Linked DNA regions of Homo sapiens: region 1 is linked to region 2. Evidence: chromatin loops called from intact Hi-C (ENCODE). Cell type or tissue: pancreas. All regions are shown on one strand. Each heading gives the region's core, and the rest is flanking DNA. Links, peaks and the distances in the headings are about the cores only. Region 1 overlaps KCNQ1 (potassium voltage-gated channel subfamily Q member 1). Region 2 overlaps TRPM5 (transient receptor potential cation channel subfamily M member 5).

Region 1 (12,220 bases), core at 1,987-9,986, 88 kb before region 2:
TGCACCCTGCCCATCCATCCTCATCTCCCCCTGACCACAGTGCCCACCTCCACCCTCGGCGCCCCCAGCCCACACACCCAGCCAGTCAGTGAACCCTCCATGTCGTGCCCCAGTATTTACACCACGATGGCCCCAGATCACCCCAGCTCCTCCCGGCCCTTGTTGCCAGTCCTGACTGTGCCCAGCCCGGCCCACCTCAGGGCCCGTGCACCTGCTGCTGCCCAGCCTAAAAGCCCAGCTTGAGGGTCCTGCCAGCGGGCCCTGTCTCATAGGCAGAGGCCAGCTCTGATGTCTGACCCTGGCCCCCACAACACCCCAACTGTGTCCTTTATACTCAAGCATCATCGCTGGGACCAGAGTCTGTTGTCCACCCCCTAGACCATGAGCACCCCAAGAGTGGGGCTGTGGGCTGCAGTCCATGCCCGGGACGCAGCCTGGTGCACAGTAGGTGATCAGCCCCGTGGGACTTCCTTCATTTAATCTCTAAGCCCCAATGCTGCTGCTTCATCCCCACCACCATGACCCTTCCTCTGCTCCCTGAGGTTACTCCCCCACTGGGACATTCGACCCAAAGCACAAGTCTGATCAGCCACGTGGTTCCCAGGAGCACCTGGAAGGCTGGCATGCAGCCCTACCCCTCCTTGGGCCTCAGTCCCCCTGACTCCCGCCTGCCCAAAGCGCTGGCTGCATAAGCTGCCTGGCATTTGCAAACGCGGTGCTTCCAGCCAGGGACGCTCTCTGCACCCCCACCCTCCACACTGCTTTGGCTCTGAGGACTCCTCCTGGCCAGCTTGGACAGGATGTCCAGGCCCTGCCAGGCTCCCTCTGGGTGCTCCTACACTGACCACCCCTGCTCTCATCTGTCTCTGGGACTATAATCCGCACAGCGCTAGCACGCGGTGGATGCAGAGTAATTTGTTCAACAGACACAGCTGGAGCCTCCGGGCCAACCCTGTGGGGAGCCCTCCGTAGGGTGAATCTGTGGATCTCACGGGGACACAAGCAAAGGTTGGTTGGAAGGGTGAGTGCCCATCTGCACTGGGCACCATTCCGGGCACTGGGAATGGGCTCAGACTGGCTCACCTTGCACACAGCATGCTGCCCACTGCCGGAGCAGGGTTCCCTCCAGGTTCTTAGAAGAGTCTTTGTGCCAAGCTGCAGGCCCTGTCCCCACACCCTGCAGCCCCCAGGGCTGGGCTGGGTCTCTGCCCCTTGCTGGTGCAACTGTTGGCTCTCTCCACCCTACCAGGGCTCCCTCCGCCATGACTGCCACACTTAATCCTCCTGGACGTCTGTTTGTTTTGATTTGCAGTGAGCAGGGAAGTGAGATTAGACACAGCCTGGCTCAGCCACGAGGAAGCAGAGCCGGGCTGCCCGGGGCAGAAGATGCCACCTGCCTGCTCCCCAGGCCCACGGCGTGCAGAGAGGGCCAGGGCACCATCTGCACATGGAGATGCAGTGCCCACTGGTGACCCAGGCAGCTCCCCTGCCTCAGTTTCCTTATCAACACAAAGAAGTGGCCCACAGGTGCTTCTTCCCAGGCTGTGGAGGGAAGTGTCACCTGACGTCCAGCAGGGAATCAGCAGCGAGCGTCGACTTCACCCTGAGGCCTTGGATAAGCCGGAAGCTGCCAGTGCTGTCTACTGCAAAGATGTGGCAAAACCCACCACCCACCAGGGGCCCTGGGAAGGATCCACTAAGTTGCTGTCTGTTCAGCAACAGGAAGTGCTCCTGGGGACTGCAGGCCACTGCCCGCTACCCACGCCCCTGCTCACTGACCACTGGCCCAGCCAGTGCTTTGCAGACAGTAACACAGACCCCCACGAGACCCTGCCAGACTGTGACATCACTGCCACACTATCATCAAACACATGCTACAAGTAGGGAAACTGAGGCTCCAAGGGCTTCTGAGGTCACAATTGGGGTAAACTGAGGAGGAGACACAGGACTGCAGCCTGGTTCCCTGACCCGGCATGGCTGGGGTCCCTGGAGGCTGGGCCCTGGGCCCCTTTGACCCTCGGTATGAGACGACTTGCCAGGCTCTGGTCTTGGTGCACGTGAGCAGGGATAGGGCTGCGGTGAGGGTGGCACAGCAGCTTTCCCGTCGCCGAGCCTGGCTTCCATCCTCCCGTCTCTTCCTCCAACTCAGATCCTCCTGCTTCTCTTAGAAGAATCCTCACAATCACAGTGAGGGCTCACCCGGGTAACCCAGGACAACCTCCCCTCTCACGAGCCATCCCTCAGTCACCCTGCAAAGCCCCTTTGGCCACACAACCTAACTTGTTCACAGGACAAGGACACAGACACCTCAGGGGCCACCGTTCAGCCAAGCGACAGCCATGTCTGCGAGTCATGCACCCGAATCCACGCCACTGCCCCAGCCTCTCAGTGACCTGCACGGAAGGCGCTGCACTCCCCCCACTCTCAGATGAGCAAATGGAGGCCTGAGGAGGGAAGGGGGCCATGGGCAGGACCCAGGTCTGCTGACCCTGCAGCCTCCAGGCCCAGGTTGAAAGCTTTAAACTTTCAAAAAAAAAAAAAAAAAAAACTGTAAACTTCCTCCAAGGCAGAGGCGAGCGAACAGAATTACCTGCAGCTCCTCTGCCCTTCACAGGGGCACCGTGATGCAATGTGGAAGCTGAGATAACCCCACTTCACAGCTGCCCTTCTAAAAGACCACAGGCGACGCTGCCTTCTGCATCTGCCATCACGGCTTTTCGATTCTCGTGCTGTTTGGGTGACAGCCGTCCATCACAGTGGCAGTTGGTGACCTCGGCCACAGCATAGAAAGCAGTGGTGGGGCCGGGCGCGGCGGCTCACACCTGCAATCCCAGCACTTTGGGAGGCCGAGGCGGGAGGATTGCCTGAGGACAGGAGTTCGAGACCAGTCTGGCCAACATGGTGAAACCCCGTCTCTACTAAAAATATGAAAAAATTAACTGGGCGTGGGTGGTGGTGTGCTCCTGTAATCCCAGCCACTCAGGAGATTGAGGCAGGGGGATTGCTTGAACCAGGGAGGTGGAGGTTGCAGTGAGCCGAGATCGCGCCACTGCACTCCAGCCTGGGTGACAGAGCAAGACTCCACCACAAAAAAAAAAAAATTAAATTAAATTAAAAAAGAAAGCAGTGATGGATGCTGGTTAGCACCATGTGCAGGGTGGGCACTCACAGGCCGCAGGTGAGGGCTTGAAAACTTGGTGACTGGCTGCAAATACCACGCGCCTGGGCTTCATGGCGCGGATTCCAGCTGCAGGGGCCTCTCCTGCCCATGTCCTGTGCTCAGGAGACACAGCTGGCTCAGATATGTGGAGTTACTGCAGCAGGAAGATTCTTGACTGGGCGTTGCGGGAGAATACAGGATGTGGCCAGGGAAGACTGCACATGGGTGGTCCTGGACCAGCCCCCACAGAGTGTGCACCCAAGTGGGCGTCCACCCCAACTACCTGGGCAGAGGTGCCTGGGAAAGTCCCGTGCAGTGGAATCGCGGCTGAGGCAGAAGACAGGGCTCCAGGCCCGGGGGTTGGGAGCCAGCAGGGGCTGAGGAACGTTCCCCCGCAGGCCAGGCAGATGGTGGGGACAGGTGCCCATGGGCCAGGCTGGCTGTCAGCCTTGCCATATTCTGAAGGCTAAATGATTCTTCCGATATTTTGATATACCGTGCTAGCCTCAGAAGGAATTATATGACAAAGCTTACTTTTATCTACTCCAGATAAAAAGAGTTTTATCTTATTTACCGCTTTATCTATTCTTGTCTCGGGCGGAGCTGGGAACCTCACAGGTGCCGAGCTGGGGTCCCTGCCCTTGAGGCACTCAGGGCCTGGGGTGCCTGTGTCCCCTCCTGCCTCTGCAGGGCCACCTACCACCCCCTCTGCCTCAGCTCCAAGGCCAGGCAGTCACAGCCCCCCACTCTGCAGAGCCGGGAAACTAAGGCCCTGGGAGAGGACGAATCCTATGCGTGTTTTGGACTCGGAGTGGGAAGCAGGACAGGCTAGCGAAGGGGTGGGGGAGAGAAGACACCGACCCCCCCCCAGCTCATGTGGTCCCCTGAATGCTGTCCCACCCGAGCTCCCAAGAGGGCGTGGTCATGCGGGGGGCGGGGAGCTGCATGAGCGGGGAGCCCACCGCACCCCAGAAAACAACCTCCTACTTGTTCCCCTTGACAGCAAATAGGCCTCAGGAGCAGTGACGGCGAGTACCAGCCCCGAAGGCACCCGGTGAATTATCCGACATCATTTCAACATCTCAGCCCCGGGTGCCCGGGAACACAGGAGAATGCAGGAACCCTGCCAGGGTCATAGCCCGAGACGCTGTGGGAGGGCTCCCCCGGGGTGCAGGCAGCGGGCCTGGGTGGGCTCCACGGCTCAGATGGCCTGGGGCTAACGCGAGCTGAAGGCTGGAGACTCCATGACCTGCCCTGCCGCACACACTAGGGCCCCTGAGTGGTGCTCCTAAATGGGCCTGGTTGATCCAGGTGACCCGCCAAGCAAATCCAGTCCGGGTGGGGGCTGTGCCGGGACTCTGGCCTTCCATGCCCACTCGGGGACAGGCCCCACACACAGTGAGTGACAGCCTCTTTAGCCCATGGGGGGCGTTTTGTAACCCTGAGATGTTTCCCAATAAAGTTGAGGAACCTTAAAGAGAGCCACCTACTTCACGTGCAAAGACACGTGGGCAGCTCAAGGGGTGCCCTTAGAACTCCAGCTGGAAGCCACTGCACCATGGAACTCACCCAGGGTCGAAGCTGAAACCCCGGGGCGTGTAACCACTGGAGCGTTTCACAGAACTTTGCACTCTCGTGACCGTATGCTTAATTTCTTGAATCTGTAAACATTAAAAATTACGTTAATACTTGAAGAGTTTTGTCAGTCTGAAAGCATCATGCATGGAAGGACATGAGCAGAGAGGCACCTTGAGGACACCGGATAACACACAGTGCCAGTCACAGAAGCGCAAAGGCCCAGAGCAGCGAAATCCACCGTCGCAGGGAAGCGGACAGCGGGGCCGAGGGAGAGGGGATCTGTGGACATGGGGAGGACGGATCCACGGTTGCGGAGAGCAGGATGGCGGGGCCGGGGAGAGGGAGTGGGATTTCATGGGTGCAGAATTTCAGTTTGGGAGAGAAGTTTTGGGGTGGATGGTGGTGACGGTTGCACAACCATGTAAATGTACCTATTGCCACTGGGCCGTGACCTGACACAGAGTTAAGACGGTAAATTGTGTGTTATGTGTATTTTATCACAATAAAAAAAAAACTTTTTTTAAAGCAAACAACATTCATAGAGCAAGCATCAGAGGGTTCAAAATGTTCCCCGTGGCTGGTGAATGAGATCGAGCAATGTTCAAAGACCCCTACTGGGGACGGGACCTCGCCAGGCTGATAAGCAGACAATGGGTTTGTGAAGCGAACCTAAAGCCGAAGGCAGGATAGGGCCTTGAATGTGTAACTTCAAGAGATTAAATATTGACGCTTAAACCCCAAACCACTTCTAGGGGCTTAAAAAAAAAAGTCATCCTGGGAGACTCCAAATGCCTCCAAATCCCATGTGCCCCAGGAAGGAAACACTGGGCGCTGGAGAGGACAGGCTTCCCCTGCTCACTCACTGGTCACCAGCAGGTCTCCCTCCATCCCTGATGTGGCTGCCGGCTCCAGGGCTGCTGAGCTCAGAGCCCTGGGATGTGGACGCCCAGGGGCAGAGGTCTCACAGCCTGCCAGGGCTGTTCCCCAGGGCTGAATCTGCACCTCAGAAAAAGCTACCAGCTGGTCACCCCCCTCACCAGTGGCTGTCACCCCCCTCACCAGTGGCTGTCAGCAGGCAGCCTCAGCAGGGTTTGGAGGTCGCCAAGGTCCCCACAGGTTCACCTGCTTCCTGGCTCTGCATGGATGGAGCCTGGGCCAGGCATCTCCCGACCCCTCCCAAAGGGGTGAGCCCTGGCCCACACCGAGGGCCCCACGCTGGGCTGGACACTAGGCACAGGTTCCCCGCTCTGAACCCCATGTGGAAGGTGTCACATCATGGAAGTCCTGGTGAGGAGACAGAAGCCCTGGTGAGGCACGTCTGGTCCCAGGCTGCCCCCCAGAAGCCCCCTGGATTGGGGTTCAGGAGGCACTACCAATCGATGGGGACACTGAGGCTCAGACACAGCATGGGACGTGCCCAGACTGGCCGACTCCAGGGGCCCCAGCGCCACCACTTGGTGCCATGGTCCTGAGGCAGGAATGCCACATCAGGCCATACGTCATCCTGGGGGGTGGGGGCGACAGGGCCCTTTTCAGCCTTCCAGCCTCTGCGGGCTCCCGCGTCCTGGGTGGGTGGCGGCATCACTCCCGTGCTGTGCAGCATGTGGCCGGATCCTCCTTTGTTGAATCTGTCCTGTCTTTTAGGAGGACACGTGTCACTGGACTTGGGCCCCCTGGATAATGCAATCACGCCTCTCGGGACCCTCAGCCTCAGCTGCAAAGGGGTGTTTTCTATGTCAGGTCACATTTGCAGCTTCCAGGGATGGAAACCAATGTTGTGGGGGGGGGCCAACACCTGCTGTACTATGTAAGTATTTAATACATTACTTATGATCACTATTGGTAGATTTTGAATTCTTAAACAACAGAATTAGGTATTGGTCAAAAACATATATTAGTTGTTGTTGTTTTTTGGTTTTTTGTTTTGTTTTGTTTTGTTTTTGAGACAGAGTCTTGTTCTGTCACCCAGGCTGGAGGACAGTGGTATGATCCTGGCTCACTGCAGCCTCGATTTCCTGGGCTCAAGCGATCCTCCCAACTCAGTCTCCCAAAGTGCTGGGATTACAGGCGTAAGCCACCATGCCCGGCCTCATGTCTTAATTTTTAAAACATAATTAAAAATGTACTCAAAGCTCAGAGTTTCCTTTTCATCCTCTCACCTCCAGATCCTTAATGGAATTGCATCTGAAAAAATTCTTTTAAAAAGAGGGTCACGTCCACGCCCACTGGTGTCAGCACAGGGACGCCTCTCTCACCATTCAGCCCACAGGGCATCACCCGAACCCTGTCATGTTGGAGAGAAGGGAGCTGGGGGTGGTGATTCCCGGCACAGGCGGGACATGGCTGGCCCATCTGCAGCAGGCAGCTGCCACGTCGGGAGTAGGTCCATGAGGCTCCCTAGCACCCCAGCCCTTCAGGGACCGCCACTTCTCACCAGAACGGCAACAGCTGCCCCCCAACCATTGCCCCTCAGGCCCCCACACAGCACCCTGTCTGCCATTGTCCACACTGCCCAGCTGGTTGGCAGGGCCTTGGAAGCCCCTCCCCTGGCAGCCACAACAGGGCACAAACCACAGAAGGAGCGTGGATGTGATCCCACACCCGCTTCACAGACCCACAGCCTGGTCCTCCCCGTCCAGCTCCGGGTGAATGGACGCCTCCCCACCAGACTGGGCCTCCTTGGCCCAGGGCTCCCGTGGCCACCCCATGCCTCACGCTGTCTTATACTCTTTACCTGTGGCTTGTTCCGCGGCAGCTGAGTCTCATTTCTTTAAAAAGTTCTTGAAAGCCATGGGATCCCAGCCCAAGGGACACAACAATGGGTGACTTGGTGTGGCCGGTGGGTAAGATTTCTGCCCTCATTGTCTCCCGAAGCCCCAAGTGTGCTGTCCCCGTTAGACAGAGCCGCCAGCCCGCCTATCCAGGAGCCATCTGGAGATTAAACCTGTGTCCCACAGCAGGACCAAGGCTGTCCCCAGCCTCTTGGGGTTTCAGCTGACACTTTTTCCAACACAGATCTGGACTGGGAACCCCAAGAAACAGGTCCCTTCCTGCCAGCTTTCGGCTGGGTCCACACAGAACTCCTGTGCCTGCAGCACCTCCCCAGAGGCTGGTCCCCCTGCCGGGGCCACCAGGCCTGCACCCCAACTGCAGCCCACTCCCCTGGTCCCCCCGCCTCTGTCTCTCCTGTCCCAAGGCAGCGTCTACCCTCCCATGTTACAAGACCCCCCACATGAAGCCTGGACCCCAAACCCTCCTTCTGCGGAGGCCCTGGCCTGGGCTTCCCTGCCAGGCTCTCAGGAGGCCTCCGGCTCTGGCTTGCACCAGTTCATGGACCGCCAGGCAGCCACTGCCACCACTGCCTCCCCGACCAGAGCAGGGGCTCCCCAGGCAGGGGCCCACCAGCTGCATTCCCTCCCTCCGAAGGCCCAGTGCCAGGCGTGGGATGCACGTTTGTGAAGTGTTTGCTGAATGACTGATGGTGTGAATGAATGTTAGGGTAAACCCTCAAGCTCGGTGAATGAAGTCTCAGTGCCGCCTCCTCCATGCAGGCCTCCGGGTGAATCTGGAAGTGAGTTAGGCTCCTTAGACTCTGTTCTTTTCCTTCCTATCCCACCGCACACCACAGGCTCAGCCTAGCTCGCAAGTGGCCTTTGAGCAGGACGTGGTACTGAGGCAGCGTTCCGCCACCCCTCACCCCCAGGCTGCATGCCAACAGCACAGGTTGACAGATCGCTGGGAGCCTCCTGGGGTGGGCTCTGACGTGAGCTGCGGGCGCAGGCATGGCCCCCCCAGCAGGCAGGTGTGAGCGGGCAGGACGTGCAGGCATATGCTCCCAGGGCCATGGTCCCACTGGCCAAACCGGTCCCTCTTCCCTGAAGAAGCGTCTTAGGGGCTGCCCCAGAAGACCAAGTCAGGACAGGTGCAGGAGGTGGGGATCCTGCCAGGGGGAAACCCTGCCATCCCACCTGGTTGCCACGCCACATGCCTGGATGTCCTGGGACAAGGTCCTGCCTTTACTTCCATTCTGCCTGAGTCCTGCCAGACAGAGAGGTGAGGCGCCACAGGCCAGACAGTGACGCAGCGGGGACTCAACACGCGTGGGGCCCTGGGGAACGCGCCCCAAATCCAACCCGTCCCAGGGCTTCTCAGCCCTGAGCCCCCTTCGGTGCAGACAGAATGCCATGTCTCCCACCAGAGCCCTCCAGGGTGTCCCAGGAGCTTCCCACCTGGAGGTCCATCAGGTGCATCTCACCCCATCCCCATCGCCAGGAACCTGGATGCCCCCGCACCAAGAGGTGACAGGTGTGCATTCCCTCTTCAACGGCCCTGCAGGGTGGGGACTGATGGGTCCAGCTGCGCACGGGGCTCCTGGACGCTCAGGCCTTGCAGTGGGGATGAGGGCTGGCCCCGCCTGGCACCTACCAAGGGCTCATTCCCATCTCACCCGGACGCCCAGGGCCCTCGACCACACCTCAGTGCGGAGCGTGGAGCCTGGGCCCTGATCCCTCCTTTCCAGGAGCAGCCTGGGGGGTGAACACAGCCGTGCTTGAGGGCCCTGCCATGCCATCCCGAGTGTCACGTCAAAGCCCTTCAGAGGCCCTAGAGGGACAGGTGCTGGGGGACCCTCGGGCAGCCAGGAAGCTTCCCGGTGACACCAGGCAAACTCTGGGGGGTCGTGGCAAGGTGGGGGAGAGATCAGGAGGGGCCAGAACAATGTCCCTCCCCACCAGAAGAGCCCAGTGCAGCCCTGGCACACCTCTGGGCCAGAGAGGAAATGTCCTAGGCGTGGTGGGGCAGGTGGCCTCTGTGGCAATATTCGGCCGGGCATGGCTGTGTCCTAATAAAACTTTATCGACAAAATCAGGTGGTGGCCGTAGCATGAGGATCCCGGCAAAGAGTCCTGCTGAGAACCCAGGGCTCTGGCAGGATGGCATGTGGGTGTCTGCACCTGTGTGTTGGTTTCAGGGGACCCGCTACACAATCAGGAGCACCCAACAGTGGCATGTAAACATCAAGCAAGGGCAACCGAATTGGGAAGGTCCAGCTCCCTGTCCATCTCAAAGGCTTTCTGGGGGCCAATTTTGAGCCCGGAGATTGAGAATTCAAACAGGAACGTGTGCCCCCAGAGCTGGCCGCCACATCCCCTTTAAAAACAGGCTCTATGGTGGCCCCCAAGAATCCCGGTGGGTCAGCGGTCCCAGGCATGAGGGGACGCTGGGACTGAGCCATTTAAAGCCCACCTCCTCCTGTCGCCTCTAAACTTCATGAGAAGCCTGAGAAGTGGACCCATCCTTTGTTCACAGGAGAGGAGGAAGCTCAGAGAGGTTAAGGGACCTGCCTCAAGTCACACAGCATCGAGCGGTTGGCGAGAACTGGACTCCGGGTCTCCCTGACAGCATCACAGGTCCCCACAGCACCTCGAAGCACCCCGAAAACTACAACCCAGAAGTAAGCCTGGAGTGGTGGGCATCCAGGCAGCCTGGCCTTCCACAGGGAGATTCCAGCAGGAGCCCTGGCCTGGGCGTGGGCGGATAGGCCCAGGGGCTCAGTGAGGAGAGCTGTGGGATGCCCGGCCCCTGGGGTCTGGGCTGTCACTGCAGCCATGGCACACATAGAGGTGGTCAGGGCCTCAGCAGAGGACAGGGGTGGCCAGGCTCTGGGGTGCAAGCAGGAAAGGCATGAGCTTCTCCTGGGGCCCGGAGGGTGCAGGTGGCCCGGCAGAGCACAAGCCCCCCAGGGCCGAGGGCTGCTGGGAACGGGGCTCTGTGCTCCCAGGGCCGGCCACACCAAGCCTGGCTCCCTGGGCTGTGATAAGACACCCACAGAGAGTATATTTAGAAGGCGCCGGGAGGACAAACTGAAGTGACCCCATGGATGTGGCCCTATCTGCCCTAGGACACTCGTCTTGTCTCTGTGAGAGGCCTGCCTAGGGTGAGGAGGGGCTGGGCAGACCAGATGCACCTGTGCACCCCCCACCCCAGAAATGGCGAGGCTCTGCCTGGGCGAGGCCTGGTCCCAGCAGCCTTGTCCCCTCACCCCCACTGATGGCGGCTGCGCTGTCCTGGAGCAGAGGGTGGTGGTCTTGCTGGGCAGCAGGGGCCTCGGGGACGGGTGGGAGGGGTGGACAGGCCTCCCCGCCCCTGGGCCAGGGGCTCCGCCCTCCCTCACACAGGGCAGGCGTTAAAGCCTCCAAGAAGTGAATGAAATCATGTCCTTTGCAGCAACACGGATGGATCTGGAGACCATGATCCTAAGTGAACTACCGGAAACAGAAAACCAAACACGGCACGTTCTCACTCATGAGTGGAAGCTAGACAGATGGGATGCTTGGACAGAAAGACGGAGAAAGGTCACTCTGGGACTCCAAAGGGGAGGTGGAGAGGGTGAGAGGGGGAGGGTTGAAAAATTACCTATTGAGTATAACGTCCAATATCCGGCTGATGGGCGCACGAGAAGCCCAAACCCCACCATTACGCACGTAACAGACAAGTATGTGTACTCCTCAAATCTAAAATAAAATAACATAAAAAAACAAGAAAGACTTGAGGAAGCAGGCAGAGCTCCCAGAGCACCTCCACTCGGGAAGGGGGCGAGGTGCGGAAGGACAGCGAAGGCCTCAGGTGCCCTGGAGCTGCCAGGTCAACACGACCCACTGGCGGCTCAGGGTGTGGGTCCTCAGGGTTCATCCCTACTTGGGAAAGTCCCTCCTCACATCTAGCCCAAGTCTCTTTTCGAGACGGAGTCTGGCTCTGTCGCCCAGGCTGGAGTGCAGTGGCGCAATCTCGGCTCACTGCAAGCTCTGCCTCCCGGGTTCATGCCATTCTCCTGCCTCAGCCTCCCGAGTAGCTGGGACTACAGGCGCCCGCCACCACGCCGGGCTAATTTTTTGTATTTTTAGTAGAGATGGGGTTTCACAGTGTTAGCCAGGATGGCCTTGATCTCCTGACCTCGTGATCCCCTTGGCCTCCCAAAGTGCTGGGATTACAGGCGTGAGCCACCGCGCCCATGAGCCACCTCGCCCGGCCAAGTCTTTCTTGCTGTAGCTTGGTCTCCTGTATAGGGAAACCTCCTACCCACTACAGAGAACACTGGGTGTCCCTGGAAATGGAGCTGCTGTGTGGCCTCCTTGAGCCTTGGTTTCCCCACTGGGACATGGGAATGCGTCAAGGGCACCCGGCAACCTGAGCCACATTCATCCTCAGATCAGCCCCAGCCACACCTCAATATTCCAGAGATGGGGCAGCCCCAGGATCTGGGACCACAGGCACCTGGCAAGATGCTGCCGGGCTCTATGACCAGGCTAAGAGTGAGCTGGGAGGCAGCCAGTGTCCTGCACGGAAATGCGCCCCGGCCAGCTCCCTCGGCTCTTCTCACTGCCTCCATGGCCGCCAGCGAGGTAAGGTACGATAATGGCAGGGGAGGGGGGCATCTCCCACTCCGTGGAGGGCCAAGCCAGGAGCTGAGGGCAGCTCAGGTTGG
Region 2 (10,547 bases), core at 318-8,317:
CCACTACTGACCAGGGCACTCATCCGTCTTGCCAGACTGGTACAATGGTGTGGGGGGCTCACCCTCTGAAGCCCACCATGGCCCATCACGGGCTGGAGCCCAGAGCTGGCCCCGAGCTGAGAGTGGATGTGAGGTGGCGGCTGAGCAGATCACCCAAAGGCTGGCAGGGTTTGGGCAATGGGGCCAGGAGCTGAATGGGTGATCAGTAGGGGAGGAGGAGGTGGGATGACTCAGCCAGCCTGCCGGGATTTATTGGGCACCTACTGAATTCCCAGCCTTGCTGGGTTACGGTGTGGGGGAGGTCAGGGGAGCGGAAGGTGAGGCTCCTGGCCTCGAGGATAGTGACCTCTTCTGGGAGATACGCTGGCTGGGGAGAAACCACGAGAACTGCCTACGCTCTTGGGGTGCTCTGGCCAATCCCCCATGGCTACCTGCTGCCTGTTCCCCAGAGTGTGGGCATCCTGAGACCAGAGACTGACTCGCCATCCTGGAGAGACTAGGCACTGTGGAGAAGTTAGTAAGTGGTGAGTGGGTAACTGGAGAGAGGAGAAAACAGGTGGGTGAAGTGATGGACAGACGGGTAGAGAGATGGACAGATGGATGGATGGGTGGGTGGGTGGACAGATGGACAGTTTGATACATGGATACACAGATTGGTGGATGGATGGATGGATAGATGGACAGATGGACAGATGCACATGGACAGATGGATGAACAGACAGATGGATGCATGGATAGATTGGTGGATGGGTGGATGGATGGATGGATGGATGGATGGATGGATGGATGGACAGACAGATGGACGGATAGATGGATGAATCGACAGACAGACGGGTGGATGGATGGACAGACGAATGGACAGATGGACGGATGGAGGGATGGATTGCCATGGGTGCATGGGTGAATGACAGGTGGGCAGGCTGGTGGAAGGCTGGATGGCTGGGTGGGTGGTGATGGGTGAGGAGGTGCATATGTGCTGGTGGATGTGTGCATGAGTGGGTGGGTGAGTGAGTGGGTGGATAGACCAGCAGATGGGCCGCCCTTCGTCCAGTTATTTGCACAGATGGCAGCCTCTCCATGAATTCTTCCTCGACCCGCCCATTTAAAAATAAAATCTTGCAGCCGCTGGGCCTCCCCTGCTTTATTTTTCTCCATAGCCATCTTAATCATCGATTGATCTTCCTTCTTTCTCACGTATCCCCTTGCTTGTTGTCTGTGTCTCCCCCTGACACAGTGCCTGGCACATAGAAGTCGCTCAATAAATCTCTCCCCAGGCCGGCTGTGGTGGCTCATGCCTGTAATCCAGTGCTGTGGGAGGCCGAGGTGGGAGGATTGCTCAAGTCCAAGTGTTTGAGGCCAGTCTGGGCAGCATAGTGAGACCACATCTCTACAAAAGTAAGTAGATAAATGAATAGCAAAAATCTGTATCCAATGACTGCATGAACTGATGGGTGATCGGATGGTTGAGTTCATGGATGAGTGGCGGTGTGGTGCTTCCCAATGGCTGTCATTTCCAGAACCTCAGAAACGACTTCTCTCCCCTGGATCAGCCAGGCTGTGGTCCTCCTGGCCCAATGCTCACACTTTGAAGCTCCAGCTGCACCTGCAGAGCCTGCCTTCCAGCACCTGCACACCACAGACACACACACACAGTGTCCACACAGACACACAGACACACACACAGTGCAGCTACACATACATGCACTCACAGTTTCCACACAGACACACATGCAGTGTCCACACACACACAGTGCACCTACACACACACACATACACTTTCACATACAGCGTCCACACAGACACAGCGTACCTACACATACACTCACACACACTCATACACAGCATTCTCACAGACACAGCATCCACACACACACACACAGTGCGGCTATACACACATGCACTCACACAGTGTCCACACACACACACACAGCCGGACACACAGTGTCCGCACACAGTGCACCTACACACACACACACTCTCACAAACAGCATCCACACAGACACACACGGTGTACCTACACACATTCACACACACACAGCATTTGCACACACAGTGTCCACACACACACAGTGCAGCCACACACATGCAGTCACACAGTGTCCACACAGACGCACACACAGTGTCCACGCACACACATGCACTCACAGCGTCCACACAGACACACATGGTGCACATACACACACATACACCGTCCACACAGACACATGGTACACCTACACACACAGCCTCCACACACACAGCCACACACAGTGTCTACATACACTCACACACAGCATCCACACAGACACACACAGTGCACCTACACAAACATGCACGCGCACACTGCGTCCACACACACAGCCACACACAGTGTCTACATACACACACACAGCATCCACACAGATCCACACAGACACATACAGTCCACCTACACACACATATACACTCACACACTGTGTCCACACACAGCCACACACAATGTCTACATACACTCATATACAGTGTCACACAGACACACCCACAGGCACACCTGCTGTCCGCACACACAGTGCAGCTACACACACACAACATCCACACAGAAATGCCCACGGTGTCCACACATATGCATGCACACACACACACCATGTGCGCACAGTGACACACACAGGCACACGCTGGTCCTTGCTTCTCGCAATTACCCAGGCCCTGTCCAGGTCTTGGCCCCGGCCCCGCTGGTCCTCAGGACGTTCCAGGCACACTGGCTCAGGCCTTACGCACCCTTCAGTGGAAGGAATTCTCATGATCCCCATTTCCAGACAGGATCTGGAATCACTGAAAGTCCTACTGCAGCCTTGACCACTGGCCCAGTGCCCGCTCCACACACAGCACACTCACACAGGTGCACATATGCCAGATGGACATGCCCTCATGGACAGTGCATGGAGCCCCCTACCCCAGCCACTGGGCCCGGGCAGCGCTCGGCCTCTCCACAGCCAGCATCTGCCCTCAATGGTGGAGTTGGCCGGGCAGCCCTTGCGCACACTAAGAAGGCTACACCTTCCTTTGCAGATCTGCTGTCTGATCGCCAAGCACCCTCTGCGGGGAGCAGGGTAGGGGGACGTCTTCCTGCAGCTGTGGAAGCTCCAGGACAGGACAGCAGGGGAGAGGGCGTGGGCCTTGCCTCATGGCGGCATTGCTATGGGCAGGTCATTTGGCCTCGCTGGCCCCTACGGCCTCTACCTCTGTTCACATCTTGTGATGGGGTCAAGGTTGCCCTCCCAGAGTAGAAGGACAGGCAAAAGGTGATGCTGCAAGGATGGTGCCGAGACAGCAGTGGCACGCTGCAGGCGCTGCCCGGGCCAGGGAACTTAATGGAGTGGGGACGGACGTGCGGCTCCACTGGTTCCCGGACTCCTGGTCTCCACTGCTGGGCACTCAGGATCTGCCCGGAGGCCTTGGACACAGGCACCACTGGCAGAGCTTGCCCATGGCCCTGCTGCCCCACTGCATGGCTTCGGGCTGCCCCCCGAGGGGTCAGACCTGACGCCCCCACCATCAGCTTTCCTGTCTGAGGGGCTCCGGGCTGCTTCCCTCCCACCTGGGGCTAGACTGTGTGTGGTTCAGAGGGAGATGCTGGGTTGGGGGCGCCCACCACACTGGCATGGGGACCCTGGGCCAGCGGGCCCTACTCTGGGTGGTGGTTTCTCCCCTCTAAGACAAAGAAGAAGTGGGTTGCAAATCTTTCTGTAAATAAAATGCCACATGGCACCCAAGGATGTGCCTGGGGGGAGGCTGCCTGTGGTGCAGGTGGGGAGCCAGCCTGCAGCTCCTTCTCTCTCAGCAGAGGCCCGAGGACCCCGGTCAGGGACGGCTCACGCTCTCCTGGACACTGGGGTCAGCTTCTGAGCCTGTGGGCCCAGCCTCGCATGGCAGGGCTTGGCAGGAGAGAGCTGAGCCTCTGCAGTCAGCCATTGGGGTTGCTGGAGATCCAAAGGGGATCTGCTGTCCCAGGGATAGAGGCCCCGTGGGGGCAGGGGCTGGGCCCTGTTGGAGTCCTGCTCTACTGGCGTGGCCTCTCCTCCAAAGGAAGTTCCAACGTAAAGCCTGCCCGGGGCCAACTGTAGCAAAGAAGACAGAGGCCGCTGGAGGAAACCCGCTGTAGAGGGCAGGCAGAGGCTGCTCTGTCGGCAGCTGGGATGTCCCTCATGACAGCACGCATGGACGCAGGTGAGCGCCTGGGCACCTCCTCCCCTGGCAGCAGTGCCCATGGCTAGAGCGGGCAGACAGTGGAGCCCCGGCCCAGTGTCTGCCCTTCCACCCAGGGCGTGAGTGTGGGCCAGGAAGTTGCTCCTTGCAAAAATGCAGCCTCCCCTAGACACCTCCGTCTCTGCCTTGATGGCAGTGCTCACACAGAGACACGCCTGGACACTCACCCATTGATTCACTCATTCATTCATTGACTTTAGAACATGTGGTCTGTACCTGCGTGTTCTGGGCCCCAGGGAGGTGGCAGGGAATGCTCAGGCCATAGTCTCATGCAGGGGACACAGACAAGCAAAAAAGTAAATGAAAGACCTTTCAGAGGGTGAGGCATACTGAAAACTAACACCAGATCACAGGGGAAGAGACCGAGGGAGGCACCCTGTGCTGATGTGGTCTAGGGTGAGGGGGTCTCTGAGGAAGGACATGAGAGCTGAGATCTGAGTGGGAAGAGGGGGCCAGCAGGAGCTCCAAGGAAGAGTGCTCCTGGTAGAGCACCAGAAGCCAAGGTTCCAAGGCTTCTTTGGGTTTTATTGTCAGGGTAATAGGGAGCCATGGAAGGTTGTAGGCAGGGAGGAACATGACCTGGTACTGAACCAGGGGTGGCTGGGGAAGAACTTCTGTAGTCTTTTGGGTGTCCAGGAGATGGAGGTGGAGGGCAGGACCAGGATAGAGGAAGGACTGTGCCTCCCAACCCCATAGGCTTAGAGGATCTGGGGGAACCTCCTCATTATTCACATACCACAGACACTGGCAGAACCTGCTGTAGGGCAACGACACAGGCTAGAGGAGTGGATGTGAGCTTAGGCTGGACTTTCAGGGTCTAGTGGACCCTCCGCCTTGCCCAGGGCCCCCAAGATAGGCCCCTCGCTCTCAGAACTAGGATTTTAGGGTCTCAGGCCTGAGGGCTTGTGGGGTCCCTGGTCTGAGTCCCATTTGCTCAGAGCCAAGTTCTGGGTTTCTGAGCTCAACACCAACCTGCATTTACTGAGGAAGCTGATATCTGCTTCTCCTCTCAGGATGAGGGTTTCAGCCATGCTAGGGGACAAAGGGACATTTACAGAGCAGCCCATAGGTGCCTACTTTGGGAGTACCTGGAGCCTTCCCATCCAGAGCAAAGCTGCTAGCGTTATAACATGGCCTGCTACCATAACCACTATTACCACGACCAGCATCATCCCTGTCATCACTACCATAAACATGACCACCATCATCACTACCACCTCCATCACCACCACCAAAACCACCACCACCAATACCGTCACCATCACCAAAACCACCACCACCAACACCACCTCCATCACCACCACCAAAACCACCACCACCATCAACACCATCACCATCACCGCCACCAAAACCACCACCACCATCAACACCACCATCACCACCACCAAAACCACCACCACCAACACCATCACCATCACCGCCACCAAAACCACCACCAACACCAACACCGCCTCCATCACCACCACCAAAACCACCACCACCATCAACACTGTCACCATCACTGCCACCACCCTCATCACTGCCACCAACATCACCACCACCAAAACCACCACCACCATCAACACCGTCACCATCACCGCCACCACCCTCACCGCTGCCACCAACATCACCACCAGCACTATCATCATCATTACTACCACCATCACCACTACCACTGTAATTACCACAACCAGCCACCACCACCACCACCACCACCACTAGTATCACCACTGTATTAGAACTGCCTGAGACTGAGTAATTTACCGAGGAAAGAGGTTGAGTTGACTCACAGTTCAGTATGGCTGGGGTGGCCTCAGCAAACTTACAATCATGACGGAGATGAAGGGGAAGCAAGTCACCTTCTTCACAGGGCAGCAGGATGGAGTGAGTGCAAGCCAGCACCCACTCCAGGTTCTGCCAGTATCTGAGTGGCAAGAGGGAGCCAGCAGGAGTTCCAAGGAAAAGTGATCCTAGCAGATCACCAGAAGCCAAGGCTCCAAGGCTTCTTTGGGTTTTATTGTCAGGGTAATAGGGAGCCATGGAAGGTTGTAGGCGGGGAGGAACATGACCTGGCACTGAACCAGAGTTGGCTGGGGAAGAACTTCTGCAGTTTTTTTGGGTGTCCAGGAGACAGAGGTGGAGGGAAGGACCAGGATAGATGAAGGACTGTGCCCCCCAACTCCATAGACTTAGAGGCACCTTCTTCACAGGGCAGCAGGATGGAGTGAGGGGAAATGCCAGATGCTTATAAAACCATCAGATCTCATGAGAACTCACTCACTATCATGAGAACAGCATGGAGGAAACCACCCCCATGATCCGATTACCTCCACCTGGTCCCGCCTTTGACACATGGGGATTATGGTGATTACAACTTGGAAGGGAACACAGAGCCAAACCATATCAAGCACCCATGCCATCATCATCATCACCATCATCCTAACTATCACTGCCATCACCACCACCATCACCAACATCTGAACCATCCCCACCACTACATCACCCACACTGATATCACCATCACCATGACCACCATTATCACCACCACAATCACCACCATCTCCAACATTATCACGTTATCAAAAACACCACCATGGCCACCACCAGGATCATTATCACCCCCACCACCATCATGACCATCAGCACCACCATCGTACCACACCATCACCAACACCACCAGTACAATCATCACCATCATCGTCTCCATCACCACCATCACCAACATCACCACAATTATTAACACTATCATCATCACCGCCACAATAAACACCACCATCAACACACCACAACCACGATCATCACCACCACCATCATCATACTCATTGTCATCATCACCCTCATCATCACCACCACCATCAGCAGCAGCACTGCCACAACCACCACCACTATCATCATCACCATCACCATGAACACCAGCATCACCAGTGACTATAGTCACCACCACCATGATCATCACTACCACCATAACAACCAACACCACCATAACCACCACTACCCCATCACCATCACCACAATCATCACCATCACCACCACTGCCACCACTACCAGCTACCACCACCATCATCATTACTACCACCTCCACTATCATCACCACCACCACAACCATCATCACCACCACCAGTACCAACACTATCACCATCACCACCACAATCATTATCACCACCACCATCCCCTCCACTGTCACCATTGTCACTACCACCATGACTACTATCATCATCCCATGATTATTACCACCACCATCACCATCACCAACACCAATACCAACACCAACACCACCAACATCATGACCACCATCACTACCACCACCATGATCAACACTACCACTGCAATAACCACCATCACCACCATTATCCCCACCACAATCATCACCACCACCACCTTCGTCACCCACCACCATCATCATCATCACCACCTTTATCAGCACTAATACCATCAACAACACCACAGTCACTACCACCACCACTGCCATTTGCACCACTATCATCATCATCTTCGTCATCATTCCCACCACCATCACCATCACTATCATCACCACCCTCATCAACGGTAATGCCATCACCACCCCAACTACCCTCATGCCCACCACCATCACCACCACCGCCACCATCATCACAAACACCGCCATCAGCACGGTCCCCATGATCATTGTCACCACCACCATCATGACCATCAATATCATCATCACCACCACCACCACTACTGCCACCATCATCACCACCACCACCATCACCTTCACCCGTTACCACCACTGCCTCAGACTCTGCCCATGGTCCTTTAGCGCCCTCTGGTGGCTGACAGGCCAGACTAGAGAGGCCACCAGGGTCCCAGAGAGCAAGTCCCAGATACTGTCCCCCACCATTCCTGGAGTTTATGGTTTGAGGGGCCCCGAACAGGGGGTCCTTGGAGTCTCTTTGGGAAGGGGCACACAGAGGTATCCCCCAGGCTCTGTTCTCCTCATGTGTTACCTGCAACCTCCCAGAAGCCAGGCTATTAGAGTCCCTGTTTGACACTCCAAGGTACTGAGGCCCAAGTGGCTAAGTAGCTCAACAGCTATGCAGGATCCAATCCCAGGACTGCGGGATTCCAGAGGCACACTCTGTCCCACTGGCACCCTGTCCTGACTCCGGATGCAGGGACAGTCCTCACAGAGCATCCCTGGTGCTGACCGGTGAATGGACATCACTCACAGCTGGCCCACGGCTGTGCAGCCTTTCCAGCACAGATGAGACACCATGGGGGCCGATGCCCCACGGCCTCGCAGGGCCACAGCAGGGAGGAGACAGTCCCTCTGCCTCCCTGTCCTCCACAGGACAGCTGGGCCCAGCACCCCGGCATGAGACGTGTGCTCTTGAGGCAGCTCCTGTTCCTACTTACTGTGGAAACTGAGGTGAAGAGCCCTGTCCCATCACATTTCAGGGTGGATTTCAGCTGCATCGGTCCCGGGCCACCCCGCCAGACATCGCCAAAGGAGGCAACGACAGCAATCTAAGTGGCCTAGAAGCCACGTCCACACAGGGTCTCCTCTCCCAGTCAAATCGGACATGCCCCCAGGGCCTTGGTGCCAATCACACCTGAGGACGGCCAGCCCTTGGTGTCTGGGTGGCTTTGGAGACAGCAGGCCTGTGGGCTCGGCCGTGTGGAGCAGGTGAGGTGGTGCCCTGTGTTGGTTCATGGCCAGCTCCCTAGGGCTGGCATTGGCTGCCCAGGTGCCAGGAGTTGTGGGCGGGGAAGAGGAGGAGGAGAGGCTTGAGAGTTGGGCCCACAGGCACACCCTGCAAGGTAGGCAGACGGCTCCACCCGCGCCTTGGCCAGCAGCCGCGTGTCAGGGTGCTGGGGAGAAGGCAGACAGGTAGGGACCCTCACACCGCTGACAGCCCAGGTGGGGAGAAGGAGCAGGATTGTACCTCCTCCTCCCAGGTGGGAAGGGCAGGTGGGCATGAGAGGAGTGGGGACCAGGACAGTGCGGCTTTGGCCACACCCCTGCCTCTTGCCTCAGTTTCCTTATCTTTAGCAGGGAGGATCCCCGCTTCCCTGGGCTGTGAAGGGCCGGCCCCACTGGGGTGAGGTGGGGCATTCTGGAAGGGGCTGCCCAGTGCTGGAAGAGGGTCTGGGCAGGAGGGCCAGCCCCACGGGCTCTGGATCTGAGACTTCAGGGGCAGTGTCTGGCCAGCAGCCTGCAAAGGCAGGTGCGGCTCAGAAGCTGAGGGCGAAGGGAGTGGGGCAGTGGGAGGGGTCTGGGGTCACCAGGTCACTACTGTGTCCTCTTGCCACCACTTCCCTGAGCCGTGTCCTCCACTGCAGCCCAGGGAGATGGGGCATCCTCATAGGGAGGACACAAGGACACACAGCTGACTTCCAGCCTGCTGCACGCAGGGACCTTTCTGGCACCCTCCCCTTGTGACTGGCCGTTCCCCCAAATCTCACAAATGAGGCAGGCCCAGGGAGGCTGAGGGACCTGCCCAAAGTTACACAGCCTGGTGGGGATGAGCGGGGCTGGGACCCCAGGGCCTGGTCATCCAGCTCTGCCCTGAGCTGGTCTTGGGGAGCCCAGGAAGCCACATTTGGCTCTTGGCTGCGGCTACAGGTGCCCCGCTGCCCTGGGAGCCCCAGCGCCTTCACCGTCTGGGGGGCTGCCTCAGTTTTGCCTCTTGGGAGTTCTGGGGTGGACTTCTGGCCAGGGGTCACGATGGCCCCTGGCTGTCCCGGGCTCCCTGCCCCACCCTGGGATGCACAGGGAGGGGTGCAGAAGACCTGGGCACCTGCTCATGCAAATCCCAGCTGTTTGCATCACCTCCCTCTGGGCCCATTTGCCTGGTGCCTAGCACCTGGCCAAATGCCTCCTTAGTCCCTGGGCTGGCCGGCGGGGGCGGGGGGCACCGAGCCTGGGCATGGGGCAAGGGGTGGTTGCGGCCACCAGGAAGGTGAGGCTGCCCCACGCTGCTACTCGGCTTCCCTGACCTCAGCTGCTGGGTGCCCAGCTCTGTCCCGTCCTCGGGAGGAAGGAGGTGCTGTGGGCCCTGGGAAGGGCCAGAGCTTTGGTTGTGGCTGCTTCCACCTCTGATGGCTGCTGGTCGTCCCGGGGGTCTTGCATAGAGTCAGGGAGGCACTGCCGAGCTCCAGGCTGAAGGGTACTCCCGGATGTCCTATCCCAGAACTTCCAAGAGGCAAAGCTGAGGCTCACTGGAAAGCAATTCAAGGGCCAGGGAGCCCTGTAGGACCCCTCCCAAGGCCCAGGCCCTCCATTAGCTTCCCCACCAGGGACGAAGGGAAGAGAAGAAGGAGTCCCCCATCTATGGCCTAAGAGTCATGGGGAAGGCGAGGATAACAGTGTTGTCCAGCCCAGT

Evidence for each region. A loop is a pair of places that touch in the nucleus more often than their neighbours do. Peaks named below come from ENCODE experiments on the same cell type or tissue, not always from the same donor. Only the 100,000 strongest peaks of a DNase experiment are listed, where the experiment ranks them.
Region 1: a loop joins it to region 2, with 2.6 times the contacts of the local background. A loop is called at or near these places in 27 of 110 quality-filtered maps.

What each region holds. Positions count from the first base shown.
Region 1 is chr11:2,514,080-2,526,299 of GRCh38, reverse strand. All of the region lies in intron 1 of KCNQ1 (potassium voltage-gated channel subfamily Q member 1), which reads right to left. Among named protein-coding and RNA genes, the nearest start is that of KCNQ1, 75 kb to the right of the region's middle. RefSeq lists enhancers at 5,588-6,087, 6,088-6,589. In pancreas, for the core only: no CTCF peak of the experiment used is centred there; DNase peaks (open chromatin) are centred at 3,449, 5,979, 6,139 and 7,259.
Region 2 is chr11:2,425,826-2,436,372 of GRCh38, reverse strand. TRPM5 (transient receptor potential cation channel subfamily M member 5) reads left to right here. Exons shown (of 29, transcript NM_014555.4): 2 at 1,275-1,395; 3 at 3,028-4,185; 4 at 8,620-8,848. Among named protein-coding and RNA genes, the nearest start is that of TRPM5, 13 kb to the left of the region's middle. RefSeq lists a silencer at 7,880-8,174. In pancreas, for the core only: a CTCF peak has its summit at 7,989 (motif pointing left); DNase peaks (open chromatin) are centred at 3,452, 4,032 and 7,982.